Linked DNA regions of Mus musculus: region 2 is linked to region 1. A link is a contact called in ENCODE Hi-C or POLR2A ChIA-PET data. All regions are on one chromosome and are shown on one strand. Each heading gives the region's core, a stretch centred on a gene start or an enhancer-like site at or near the end of the contact. The rest is flanking DNA. Distances are from core to core; before and after follow the strand shown. Region 1 overlaps Bnip1 (BCL2/adenovirus E1B interacting protein 1). Region 2 holds the start of Nkx2-5 (NK2 homeobox 5).

What was found. Hi-C counts contacts between places; a loop is a spot of excess contacts on that map. ChIA-PET counts read pairs that join two places held with the same protein, here RNA polymerase II (POLR2A).
Region 2: a loop to region 1 is called in a map of heart, with 2.4 times the contacts of the local background. The contact joins the promoter of Nkx2-5 here to the enhancer-like site in region 1. A Hi-C loop is called at or near these places in 2 of 37 maps with a recorded cell type or tissue (both heart). POLR2A ChIA-PET finds 5 or more read pairs at or near these places in 1 of 5 experiments (embryonic stem cell).

What each region holds. Positions count from the first base shown.
Region 1 is chr17:26,791,947-26,798,628 of GRCm38, reverse strand. It overlaps Bnip1 (BCL2/adenovirus E1B interacting protein 1), which reads right to left. Exons shown (of 6, transcript NM_172149.5): 6 at 6,108-6,682. The coding sequence ends at 6,492. Among named protein-coding and RNA genes, the nearest start is that of Bnip1, 14 kb to the right of the region's middle. Within about 2 kb of position 3,733, at least 1 of the 3 ENCODE cell types and tissues checked has a DNase peak (open chromatin) inside an H3K27ac peak, as active enhancers do; it is heart, where a contact is called at or near this core.
Region 2 is chr17:26,839,125-26,845,806 of GRCm38, reverse strand. It overlaps Nkx2-5 (NK2 homeobox 5), which reads left to right and starts at 4,242. Exons shown (of 2, transcript NM_008700.2): 1 at 4,242-4,782; 2 at 6,160-6,682. The coding sequence starts at 4,452.

The DNA of each region.
Region 1 (6,682 bases), core at 2,484-4,983:
CTCCCTCTCTCCTTCTCTCCCTCTCCCCCTCTCCCCTTCTCCCCTTCTCCCCTTCTCCCCCTCCCCCTCTCTCCCTGTCTCCCCCCCCCACACACACACACACATTGTTTCTCTAAGTAGTTTCTCTAGATAATCCTGACTAATACACCAGGGAAGCACCTTTTATAGATGCCAGGAGCCTTTGTTTGAGACCATGACTTTTTGGTTGGGAGCACTCTTGTGGGTTTACTTTTGGTAGGGTCATACCAATCATGCCTTCAATGAAAACGGACCATTTGTTCATACGTCAGTCCCTATTAATTTGCTACTCCGTGGATTTCTAGAGAGCCACTGGTGTTCACTCTATGTTAGAAGGTGAAGAAACTGGGTTCTGAGGCAGCGGCAGTGGCAGCGGCTGTGCAGATGCACTCACCAGCAAGGAGGAGAGTGGGCAGGCAAGAACACAGCATTTCCCTCAGATTTCTTTACATCTGAGTGACTCCCAGAAGGCTCTGCCACACTGTGCCCCCAGCTCAGTTACTCCTTCCCCAGGAAGTCCCCCCATAGCCTCACCCTGAGGCATCTTAGTTAATCTCAGATCCAATCAAGTTGACAGCCAAAGATTACCCATCACACCTGGTCCTGATTCCTCTCCAACCCCAGCAGCAGCTTCTTTATTTAAGCACATTTTACTCAAAATGAGAAAGAGAAACGAAGCCATTTGCTTCTGCTTGGTGGTGACCATAAGAGTTTCTGCACAAGTGACTTGGGAGCAGCTGGCATACGAGCAGCTGCTGTATTCATCCTATGATCCTCCCAGGACTTCTGAGACACTGTTACTGTCTAGAGGTGCCTTAGTCACAGACAAGGACAAGTACAGACAAATACAGCCCCGGGACACAGGCCAGTGAGAGTACAATTAGGACTCAGGTCTCCCTGACCATGCTACCATGACCCATTTAAAGAGCCAAGAACATAAACACCACACCCAATGCTGTGGGTCCCCGGGTGACTCGTGTAGCCTGAGCCCACTGTTGGAGGCTGTAGGGACAGTGGTCTAATAACACTTCCCAGCCCCAGGCTGCAGTCCTTCATCCCTGACAGCACCACCAGACCATCTATCTCTTAGATTAGCTATAGCTATTTTTATTCTGCCCTTGCTCAAGCGTAGCTTGGGCAAAGCTGTGAGTAGAGGCCTAGGGAAGACCACCATTGGCTCAGGGAAGACCACTGTTAGCCCAGGAAGAAAAAAATAATTTATATTGCTGTGTTATTTTTTAAAAAATTCTTCAAGCTGGGCACGGCAGCACACATCTTTAGTCCTAGCACTCAAGAAAGAGAGGAGTTTGAGGCCAGCCTGGTCTATAGAGTGAGCTCCAGGGCAGCCAGGGCTACACAGAGAAACCCTGTCTTGAAAAATCCCCCTAACAAGCCTTTTAAAATATCTTTGTTCCTTAAAGGACCTTTAAATTGAATCCTATTGCAGAATCCAGCCCCCCCTACCCCCCGGCATTAGAGGTCATCTACGGCCAGCAATGTGAAGGTTCAAAATGACTGGTTCAGTAGCAATGATGCAGTCTTGCTTCCTGGTTTGCTACAAGGTTTCAAGAAGATAGAGTGGGCGAAGGAACAGTGATGAAGGAGAGCATGACTGTCCTACTTCCAGGATCTCCAGCCAGGCTATAAACTAAGTTAGAACAGATTGACAGGAGGAAACCACACTTGGTTTGTATGTGCACATGAAAATCCTGCAAACCAAGACAGTGACTGACCTTCCTCCAGCATCTGAGGTGCACAAGGAGCCAAAAGAGGAGGACCTGGAAATGGATGGTGACTTTTGGTTGTTTAACATAGATAAGTACCACTCAGGGAGTCAGGTGTCTGGAGTAGCCACACAGATATAGCCAGATATTGTTTTAAGTTTTTAAAAAAATTATTTATTTATTTATCTTATGTATAGAAGTACACTGTTGCTCTCTTCAGACACACCAGAAAAGGGCATTGGATCCCATTACAGATGGTTGTGAGCCACCATGTGGTTGCTGGGAATTGAACGCAGGACCTCTGGAAGAGTAGTCAGTGCTCTTAACTGCTGACCCATCTCTTCAGTCCATTTTCAATAATTAAAAAAAAAAAGTGCCAGGCATGGTAGCATATATTCAGCACTTGGGAGGCAGAGGCAGGCAGATCTCTGATTTCAAGGCCAGCCTGGTCTACAGAACAAGTTCCAGGACAGCTAGGGCTACATAGACCTCCATCTTCAAACAAGCAATGTTTTAAAAAAGATTTATTTTATGTGTATGAGTGTCTGGCCTGAATGTACGTATGTGCCTGATGCCCACCAAGGTCAGAAGAGGACTTCAGATAACTGTGAGGTGCCATGTGGGTGCTGGGAACTGAACCCAGGTCCTCTGGATGAGCAACAACTGAGTCATGTCTCCAGCCCCCAGAAAAGTCTACCCTGAGTAGATTATTCCAGTCTCACACACTCACATTTTGGGATGACATATCCTTACCCCTAACAGGCTCCAGGAAGAAGTGTGTTGGGGAAGAAGGAGCCTAGAGAAGGGCTAGGTGGTTTTGGCAGGAGCAGTACATAGAGACAGAGGTGCCTGCGGTCTGAGCCCCTGAGGAGGCTCATCTGTTCTACAACTCTGGGGCTGTTGATGCTCTTCCTATAGATGACTTCCTATAGATAACTGAAGCTATAGGTACATGGACCTGGGCTCTCAGAGCCTGTGCAGGGCCAAGCAGACGGAGCTTGATCTAAGTGGGCATTTAGTGCAGAAGATGAATAACAGAGAGAGAGAGAGAGAGAGAGAGAGAGAGAGAGAGAGAGAGCTGACAGAGAAGTGGGGGGAAACAAGATGGGTACTACCTGAGAGCTGGTTAGACTCCCCAGGCTTGCTGGGTGGCTGCCCCTCTTCTATCAGCTGACCCCTCCCCCCGCCCCCCCCCCAGATTGAGTTTTACCATGCAGCCCCGCCTGGCAGGAAACTTAGCATGTAGACCAGACTGGCTGGCCTCTGTTTCCTGAGTGGTAGCATTAAAGGTGTACAGCACCGCACCCAGCCCTGACCACACTTAATATTGCAAAGCTGCCCTCTTTCCTCCACCCGGATGCTCCACACGCAGATCCATTTTCCCCTGTACTAAGGGGCCTCAGAGCCCTGTGTGCTCAGGGTTCTTGCTTGGCATCCTAAGTAGTGCGAATGCTAGAAAAGTACTCGTTACACTGTCCTATCCAGGGCATAACAAATAAAGTCTGTACAGTATAAAATTGTTCTTTTTTTAAATGTAAAGTTGATTGAATCTGCAGATGGGGAACCCAAAGATACAGAAAGCTCGCTGCATTTTCTGACACATTGAGGACGTATTTAGCATGTACATCTGCTCACATTAGCTTGTCCACTACTGCAGCTTCAGATACAGTCGATACAGATAAGTTAGATGCTTAGCAAAACACCTCTGGAATGAACAGCCCTTTGAAGGCTGCACCAATTGGCCAATCAAAATGTAGTATATGAGCTTGCCTTGTTGTTTAATTGAATATTAAAGGAACTTATGGAACATAGCCCAACCAAAACACGAAGGGGTCTTGTGCATTTAGTTGTCTTTTTTTTCACCCTCCCTCCTTTTAAGGTAGCTTTTAGAGCATTTCAGTCCCTGGAGATAGCTCTATTACTTCGGGAGTGCAGAGTAAGTGTGGACATTGCCCCCTCCTGGCTGAGTGTGGAAGGCCATTTTCTGCACAGCTAACCTGAAGAGGGAGAGTCAGGCTGTGGTGGAGGTTCAAGATGAGGTCCTGGTGATTCAATAGGTCAAATCAGACTCTAGTTTCAGAAGGCAAAGTAAAAGGGCCAAAGGGACACTTCTAGGGAACGCAGAGCCCACACATTTCCACAGCGTGAGGATGTTGACAATTAGTGGGGAGAGTAAAGAGAAATGTTAAGACAAGACAAATCCCTGCTTGAAAGCTCCCACCTGCCACACTTAAGGCTGGAATCCGAGTGGGAGCTTCCCGTCACGACTGCACTCAGATTAATCTGTCTATAATCTGTGTGTATAGTTTGCACCTCCAAGTGCCTTTGGAGGTCAAGAATTAAGAATGTATGAGTGTGTGTGTGTGTGTGTGTGTGTGTGTGTGGTGTGTGTGTACTTGGGTGTGTATGTATATATGTGGTGTGTGTGTACTTGGGGTGTGTGTGTATGTATATATGTGGTGTGTGGTATGTGTGTGTGTGTATACTTGGGGTGTGTGTATGTATATATGTGGTGTGTGTGTACTTGGGGTGTGTATGTATATATGTGGTGTGTGTGTGTACTTGGGGTGTGTATGTATATATGTGGTGTGTGTATGTATATATGTGGTGTGTGTATGTATATATGTGGTGTGTGTGGTATGTGTATGTGTGGTGTGGTGTGTGTATATGTATATATGTGGTGTGTGTGTGTGGTGTGTGTGTGTGTACTTGGGGTATGTATATATGTGGTGTGTGTGTACTTGGGGTGTGTGTGTATGTATATATGTGGTGTGTGTGTGTGTGTGTGTGTGTTAAGCCCTCCTTTACATACATACCTTATCTGTGACTTTGCTCTTTATGGCTTTAGCTATCTGTGGCCAACCACAGATAAAAATATAAAATGGAAAATTGCAGAACTGAACAGTTCATGGGATTTTAGTCTCACACCGTCTCTACAGAAATCTCAGGTGGTTCTGTTCCATACTGCCATGATGGAACCAATGACTTGGGTCTGCCCAGTGCACACTCTCTGTATATGCAATCCACTACTACTGCCTTAGGAGCTTTCCCAGTCAGGAGACTGACGGTTCAGTTTGAATGTGTGGGATTCTGTACTACTGGGCTAGGAATTTCTATCACCCACCATCACACACACACACACACACACACACATCCCTTTCCACTTACAATGTACTCAGTAAATCAGTCTGATGTATACAGCCAACAGCATACACTTGGTCCCAAGATGACCTGTCCCTTCACGACAAAGGCTCTGACTCTTAACATATGCCACACCCGCTAGCTACTTCCTGTTTCCCCTTCATTCACACCAGCCTGGTTTGGACTCTGACTTCCACTGTGTGGACAGGGAAAATCACAGCAACATAAGGTAAACTGCTTAGGACCATGAGGTCTGAACATTTCCAGTTCTGGGCCTGTGATCTTCCACTCACTCTACCTCCCAGAGCCTCCAGTGCTATGAACAAGCTATGAACTTCAAGGACAATGCCAGCCAGACTGACAGCATAGGGAACCTCTAGGGCTGACCTAGCTGGGAGCCTGTACCTGGGGCATGGACAGAACTGGGCACAGCTGGGTGTCAACAGGACAGGCTTCTCACTCTGTCATGCTTAGTCTGGACCAGAGAGAAGGGAGCCACAGAGTACCCTGCAATGCCCCAGGCCATGCCAGGCTGCTGGGAGAAAGACCCATCTGGGCACTCGGAGATGCCGGTACGGGCTGCTCCAGTGCAGCTCTCTGCAGTCCCTCTTGCTGATACCTCTCTTCTGTTGATGCTGGAGAGAGCATGTTAGCTTTACAAGTCTGGTGATGTCTAGGGATCAGCCTGTAGCAGATGCTCCCTGCTTCTTTAACTTTGTTCTCTTCGTGCTAACTTTGTTCTCTTCGTGCTAACTTTGTTCTCTTTGTGCGTATGCGGAGACACGCCAAAGCTGCACAGCTCCCTGGAGCTGCTTTTCCCCTTCCACCCATGGGGCAGAGGGAACTCGGGGTGTCAGGCTAACCAGCAAGTACCTCCAACAACTGAGTCATCTCTCTCACCCTCAATCAATTAAAAAAGTATGTGCATGAGTGCTTGCTTTACATATATAAGTGTGCTATGTGCCTGCCTCAGGCCTACAGAGGACATCAGGTCCCTGGAACTGGAGTTTGAGGTGGTGGTGAGCCACCATGTTGGTGCTAGGAATGGAACCCTGGTCTTTTGAAAGAACGGCCAGAGCCCGTTCTTAACCTCTGAGCCCTCCCTTTGCCACAGTAATTCCTTGTCGAGTGAGTAATCTAACTCCAGGTCCTAGGAATCAGAACACGAGGAGGCATGCACTTAACCGAAGGGATATCTTCTAATGTTAAGCATTTACCACTCTATTAAATAAATGAGGTTTATTCAGGGAACAGCCATCCCTCCCGCTGGCCTCTCCTCTCTTCCCTCCACAGGCCCAGCGCTCAGGCCTCTGGACATGGTGAGAGGAGGTACACCAAGTCCCGGCGTTAATGTGCTCTCTATGGCAGCCGCAGTCCTTGGAAGCCGGGGGAGCTGGAGTGCCTCCATCCTGAAGGTTCCCGGCTCCTCTATTCCACACACCCTTGCCAAGCCCTCTGGCAGGAGGCTGGGCTGCTGTGTTTCCCTCTGTTAGGTTCACCGAGCCCCCGAGGGAGAGGGGAAGTCCAGTTTGGCAGCCCGGCTAGTCCTTGAGATCCCGGCCCGGATCCTGGAGCAGGCGTGCACAGGCCAAAGCTGGCAGCTCTCGCTTACAAAAATGGAAAGAGGCGCTTTTTCACAATATAAAGGACTGTAGCGAGGAAGAGGGCCAGGGCCAGGAAGATGAGCAGCTTGTCCGTCAGTTCTCGGCGGTTGTACTTTGTGATGAGCTTCCGGCCCAACTGGATGGTTCCCGACATGGACTTAAACTCTTCGTTTGCATCCAGGAGAGTCCGTGAGG
Region 2 (6,682 bases), core at 2,993-5,492, 47 kb before region 1:
CAATTCTTTCTGTGACCAGGATAGCTTTGCCTTGAAAACAGCACCTTAGGGGCTGCTCTGTGCCTGGCTCAGTCCTTATACCGTGGAGCAGAGCCAAAAGTCCTAGCTAGGCTTGTGACCAGGACCTCAAATATTTGGAGTTAGTATTCTAGTGCTCTGCCTGATGATCTAGAAAGCAGGATTGTTGGCGGATAAGGTGAGGTCAGCCCAAAACGAAAATCTGGAAACTTGTTTTATGTGTGTGTGTGTGTGTGTGTGTGTGTGTGTGTGTAATCAGGATAGTGCAAGAACAGACTATCACAGGAAACTCTGATGCTAATAGGGGAACAGAGGAAAGTTTTCTCAGTCTGCGAAGGTAGATTATTCAGAATAGCAAAAAGCGCAAACACCCAAATAGCAATCAACTAATGAACTAGTCAACAAAGATAGCATATTCGCACAACTGGATAGTATTTCGCTATACAGATAATGTCACAACCTGAAGTGATAAAGACTATGATAATTGAGAGCTACCAGACACAAAGGGCCACTTATTGTATGAGCTTGTTTGTATGACCCACTCAGGAGATGCGAATCCATAGAGGCAGGAAGTAGATTCGTGGTGACTGGGGCTGAGAAGGGTGCATGGAGGTTGAAGGTTGAAAGTTTCTTGGGCGTGGGTGACCTCAAATTGATTGTGGAGTATGGTGAATGAAATCTTTCTCAATAAGGTCTTAGCAAAAAAAAAAAAAGGGGGGGGGGCGGGGTGATTACATATCGAATTCGTCTGTCTCTCTCTGTGTATCTCTCTGTGTCTCTGTCTATCTCCGTCCCCCACCGCCTCCTCCCTTGTGAAGAATTCTCCTTCTGAATGACAGTGTAGGGAGACTCCCAGGTTCTCTTTGGCAGCAGGCATCTTGCTTTCTTCCACAGACAAACAGGAAATGGCGATCACCGCTTCTAGACTGGGTAAGTAGCCTTGAGCGAGTCACTCTCCCCTGCGACCTTCTTCTCTTAGCCAGGTGGTCTGGCAAGAGGACCCAAGACGCACCACCTCCGAGGGCGCCGCCGGCTCCGGATGGCTGAGTACCTGAAGCCGTAGGTGTACCTCGTTGCAGAGCTGGCCGGCCCTGCGCTACCCGCGGGAAGGAAGCACGGGCCAGGCCAAGGGGCGGCCGCGCTGCTCATCCATCAGCCAGACGAAGAGCAGAGTCGCGCTCTCGGCCCTCTGTTTGCTTTCTCGCCAATTATTGCTGCACAGCGGCCCCTTTGTTGATACAGTAGTCCGAAAAAGTGCTAATGTTCATTTATCAGGGGGCCCGCCGGGGACTCCCTAGAGTTGCGATTCTTCCCAAAATATAAACATGGGGCGAGCGTCCCAGACAGAAACCCCCATCTGTTTCCCTGGCGCGGGCCAAGAGAGCGAGGCGTTGTTGAAGATAAAGCTACGGATAACGCTGCCTGTCTCCAATGGACGTCTCCCCGGCGCATTAATGACATTCCGGGTGATAGTTGCAGCTTATCTTTCAATTAATCATATATACTTTTCGCGGCTGATTGCAGGAAAGGGGGGGCGCTCGGGCCGGGCTGATCGCTTTTCAATCAATAATAATTTATTTACGCAGGATGCGCTGGAGCTACCCCGGAATTTGACTAATCCTAAAGCACCAAGTCTTTAAAAGGCAAAGAAATCACTCCACAGAGTTTTCTCTGTCTCCACCAGTCTCCTTTGTCTCTGTCCCTTTCAACTGAAGGTTGTGCCTTTCAGAGCACAAGGCAGGTTGAGCCAAAAACCCTTGGGGAGAAAGATGCGCCCCTTCCCAGCCATTGTAACACAGACACAAACACACAGACACACACAGACACACACTGCAATATATATGTCCTTTGGTATTGATTTGAAGACAGCCAGGACAGAAGCCACGTTGGAAAGTGCTTTGGACAGCTCTCTAAAGAAACCCCCACAGGTCACCCCAATTCTGTTCTGCCTATTTGTCTCACTCTGTCCTGTTTCCTCCCCGAAGAGAAAGGCCAGGGCCTTTTCACCAAGGTTGTAGGGGTGGGAAAGTCACTGATTTTGTTCAAATTAGAAGAGTTTTCTTCCTTTTTCTTGACACCTGACCCACAGATTTGTCAACTCTGGAAGCCCTTATATCCGAAAAAAGTGATAAATCCTCACCACATTGATTTGCAAAGGAAACGTCCCCTCTCAAAACTATTTTTTAAAAAAGACTTAAAACAGGGATCCCGGATGCGGCCCCCAATATAGCTCCCCCAATTAAACGGTAATATTTCAGGCGTCAGCTCACACTAATCTTTCAAACTGTCATCGCGATCCGCAGGGCCAGCCGATTCACTTAACAGGACTCCCAGGACCCTCGCCCGAAGCTGTTTTCAGCAAGACATTTAATTGAATCGGATGTGGCTCGTTTGCCAGACGTCACCGCCTGGGTGATAGACATCCGTCCAACCCACACAAACCAATCTTCAATCTCGGGAGGGTCCCAAGCTAGGTTGGCTCAGAACAGTAACTGTAATGTAACCAGAAATTGTGGCAAGGGAGGAAAACAAAACAAAACAAAACAAAACAAAACAAAACAACAAAAGCGAAAAAAGGCAAAGGCTTTGGACTGCTTGGAGAGGGACACAGCGGAAGACAAAGAGCACCAGCTTTAGGATGCTCTGTGGTCCCTGGGTTGAGATCTCACTATGGCTCCCAAGTCTGGTGCTGACCACTGGAGCCTGGAATTGGGCTTCACAGTCTGCCTGGAGCTGGGTCTCCTTCTCCCTTAGTTGAAGACAACCCAAGGCCTTGGGAGTTTGGGTTTGAGGAAAAGCAGGAAGGAACACAAATCAGGCCTTTGCTGGCTTCACTATGGCCCAGATGGTTGCCAGCGCCCAATGGCCCACACTGCCCTGCCAGGAGGGACAGTTCACACTCTGCACTCACAAAAGTTTTGATCTCTGGACTTTGGGTTCATGACTTAAGAGTGACTTGTTTAGCTAACCTTTGACCCTACACTCACACTCCGTTTCTATTCCAAAAGCCTCTCCTCTGGTGGCCAACTCGTCCTTCATATCTGTGTGCCTTCTGACTCACAGATCTGTTCACTCTGGGAATCCTTATATCCGAAAACAGGTGATGGACCCTCACCACATGAATTTTCAAGGGCACATCCCCTTTGCAAATCGGTGTGGTGAGCCCAAGCTCTCCCAGAGGTTAGCCTTACCATATACCTTCGGTGGGGGAGGTTTTGCCTGGAATCGATGTGCCTTCTCTTTTTGAGATTACAGCAGGAAAAAGTCCCACTCTGTTGGGTCTGGGAGGGCCCAAGTGTTCCTTAGATCCAGACAGTTGTCTTAGTACAGAACCTGGGTTCCTTAAACCCTGACAGTTTTCAGACAGAAGCAGCACTGGACTGAAAATGTCCCTCCACCTGCCTGATCTGTCCTCTGCCCCGTGGAGTAGAAGCCCAGGAAGGCCCTGGAGGATCGGGCTAGAAAGGGTCTGGGACTTTTGTGGTGGCCTAGGAGGGTGAAAAATGAAGCAGCTTGGGCTTCAGGAGAATCCAGGCAGACAACCCAGAAGGCAGCTCTCCTCCAGGAAGAGTCAATTCCCCAACAATGCTTCCTTCTCTCTGGAGAGGTGCCTGGCCCCACCGCTTAGTCTGAAGCAGGTGGCCACTCCCACCCCACAATTAGCCACTTCACCTTTCCATTCAGCTCAGAACCCCTTGGGGCCCCTCTGGGTTCCTGGGTTGAATTTGGTCCTGTAGGTCAAATTAACTACCGCTCCCCAATCCAATTCTTAAACTCATGTGTTAAACTCAGTGTTCGTCCCAGAACAACTGTCTTCTCTGTGATTCTCTTTCTATGCAGGCTACTCTTAGGCAGACTTCAGTAAACAATATTGTAGTCATAGTCTTGATCCCTGAAAATAACCCCCCTCTTCTGGCTTTCAATCCATCCTCACCAGCCCATTTAGTGATACAGGACACAGTGCAAAGAATATTTATTCAAATCCTCGACCCACCCCCAACCCTGCGTTTAGACTCAGCATAACAGAATCAGGTATTTTCTTTGAGTGTGTCTGGCTGGGATTTTCAGGCTAACGAGGAGCAATCTCCTTGCAGGAGTGGGAGACTATCCCAAATGTGTCGCGGCCCCTTTAAAAAAAGCTGAGCAGGATTTTTTTTTCCCATCCCTATGTCTATATTAGGTGACGCAGAACTGCCCGTCGCTCCTGTCATCCAGGCCCCTGGCCCAATGGCAGGCTGAATCCCCCCTACTCCAGCCTGCTCCCGCCTCTTCTGCCCCTGGTGCTCCGCGCTACCTGCTGCCGCGCGCCACATCCAGGGCAGAGAGGCGGGTGCGCGGGCGGGCGGCGGGCACCATGCGGGGAGGCTGTCCCCAGGGGTGGGCAGCACCACTCTCTGCTACCCACCTGGCGCTGTGAAACCTGCGTCGCCACCATGTTCCCCAGCCCTGCGCTCACACCCACGCCTTTCTCAGTCAAAGACATCCTGAACCTGGAGCAGCAGCAGCGTAGCCTGGCGTCTGGGGACCTGTCTGCGCGCCTCGAGGCCACCCTGGCCCCTGCCTCCTGCATGCTGGCCGCCTTCAAGCCCGAGGCCTACTCTGGCCCCGAGGCGGCAGCGTCCGGCCTGGCAGAGCTGCGCGCGGAGATGGGCCCCGCGCCTTCGCCCCCCAAGTGCTCTCCTGCTTTCCCAGCCGCCCCCACATTTTACCCGGGAGCCTACGGTGACCCTGACCCAGCCAAAGACCCTCGGGCGGATAAAAAAGGTAAGGAGAACCTCAAGCTCTTCCCTTCTGGAATCGCTTTCATGTCCAAAACCCTGAGCCAAGAAACCCAGGCCTGACAGTAGCTCAGTCCGGGGTGAAGGCTGGGCGCGGGGAGTTTGGAGTATAAGATTCCAGGCTGTCCCGCAGTCAGTCCGAAGTTTAGAGGGAACGCCGAATTTAGAGGGTCAGGAAAAAAGAAGGGAGAGAGAGAGAGGGAGAGAGTGAGAGAGTGAGAGTGAGAGAGAGAGAGAGAGAGAGAGAGAAGATTAAAATGTTGTTTTCGGCCTACAAAACCCCAGTAGGTTAGGGCCTTGTTCTTGGATCTGTTACAAAGTTAAGCTATCTAACAATCCGCGTTAGAACAAATCTTCGTACTGGAGAGTTAAAATCTCTTCCAGATTTGGGGGTACTTTGAGACACTGAGAACTGCTAAACCGAAAGCTTAGCCCCGTGTATCCTGGGCCTTGTGTAGCCCACCCTGCCTTTCTGGGCCTTGCCTCCTTTGTGCCAAAAGAGAGGAGTCTGGGGACCGGGTTGTGATTTTGAGATGCGATGCTGCGGATCCCAGGAGCTGGGGTTGGCTTTGTTTTTCTAGTACAATCTCCAGGCAGGATCAGGCAGAAATTCCTTTCTGGGAACTGTTGGGAAATACGGAACGAATAAAGACACTGAGAAGTGAAGAGCAGGCTTCCGAAGGTGGCCGAATACCAAATATCTCAGAGTAGGGAGAGGGGCTCCTGGCCAGCTCACAGAAGGAGCAGGGAAGTCCCAGGCCCAGATCCTGTGCTGAGTAAAGCCAGAGAGGCCCAATGGTTTCTGCGAGTTAGAGGACGTTCCTAGGTTTTCCCTGGGAGCAGAGAGAAGGTCCAGGAACATTGGAGAAGGACTGGAGGAGGATTAGAACTTATTGCTACCAACCGGAATCCCGCAGGGCTGGTGTAGAGGCCTCTGTCCTCCTCCGGGTACTGGGAAGTCCAGAAGCCATGCCAACATCAGCTGACCACCCGAGGGACAAACCGGAGTATTCCTAATGTAATTCACTCCGAGCATCCTCATGACTTTATTTTCTTTGCAGCCAGAAAAGCTAAAGCTAAATCCCAGACTGTTAAGAGAACGCTAACTATCCGGGGAAGAGGTCTGGGATAGGGCGCCCGAGATTTCTCTTGTTTTGTTTTGTCCAAGCCACTTAGGCATTTCCCAGATGCGCAATTGCGCCAACATCGAACCGAGCGAGCCCGTGCACTCGGCGATTAGCTTAAGCGGAGCTGGGTGTCCGGCATAGGACCAGAGTGATACTCCCTGCCACCCCTACAAGGGCCCTGAGGTCCCCGGCCCGCCGCTCTAACCCGCCACCTCTCTGCCTCTCTTCCCCTTCAGAGCTGTGCGCGCTGCAGAAGGCAGTGGAGCTGGACAAAGCCGAGACGGATGGCGCCGAGAGACCACGCGCACGGCGGCGACGGAAGCCACGCGTGCTCTTCTCGCAGGCGCAGGTCTACGAGCTGGAGCGGCGCTTCAAGCAACAGCGGTACCTGTCGGCGCCAGAGCGCGACCAGCTGGCCAGCGTGCTGAAGCTCACGTCCACGCAGGTCAAGATCTGGTTCCAGAACCGTCGCTACAAGTGCAAGCGACAGCGGCAGGACCAGACTCTGGAGCTTCTGGGGCCGCCGCCGCCGCCCGCGCGCAGGATCGCGGTGCCCGTGCTGGTGCGCGACGGGAAGCCCTGCCTGGGGGACCCCGCGGCCTACGCTCCCGCCTACGGCGTGGGTCTCAATGCCTATGGCTACAACGCCTACCCCTACCCCAGCTACGGCGGCGCGGCCTGCAGTCCCGGCTACAGCTGCGCCGCCTACCCCGCTGCGCCCCCCGCCGCGCAGCCCCCCGCCGCCTCCGCCAACAGCAA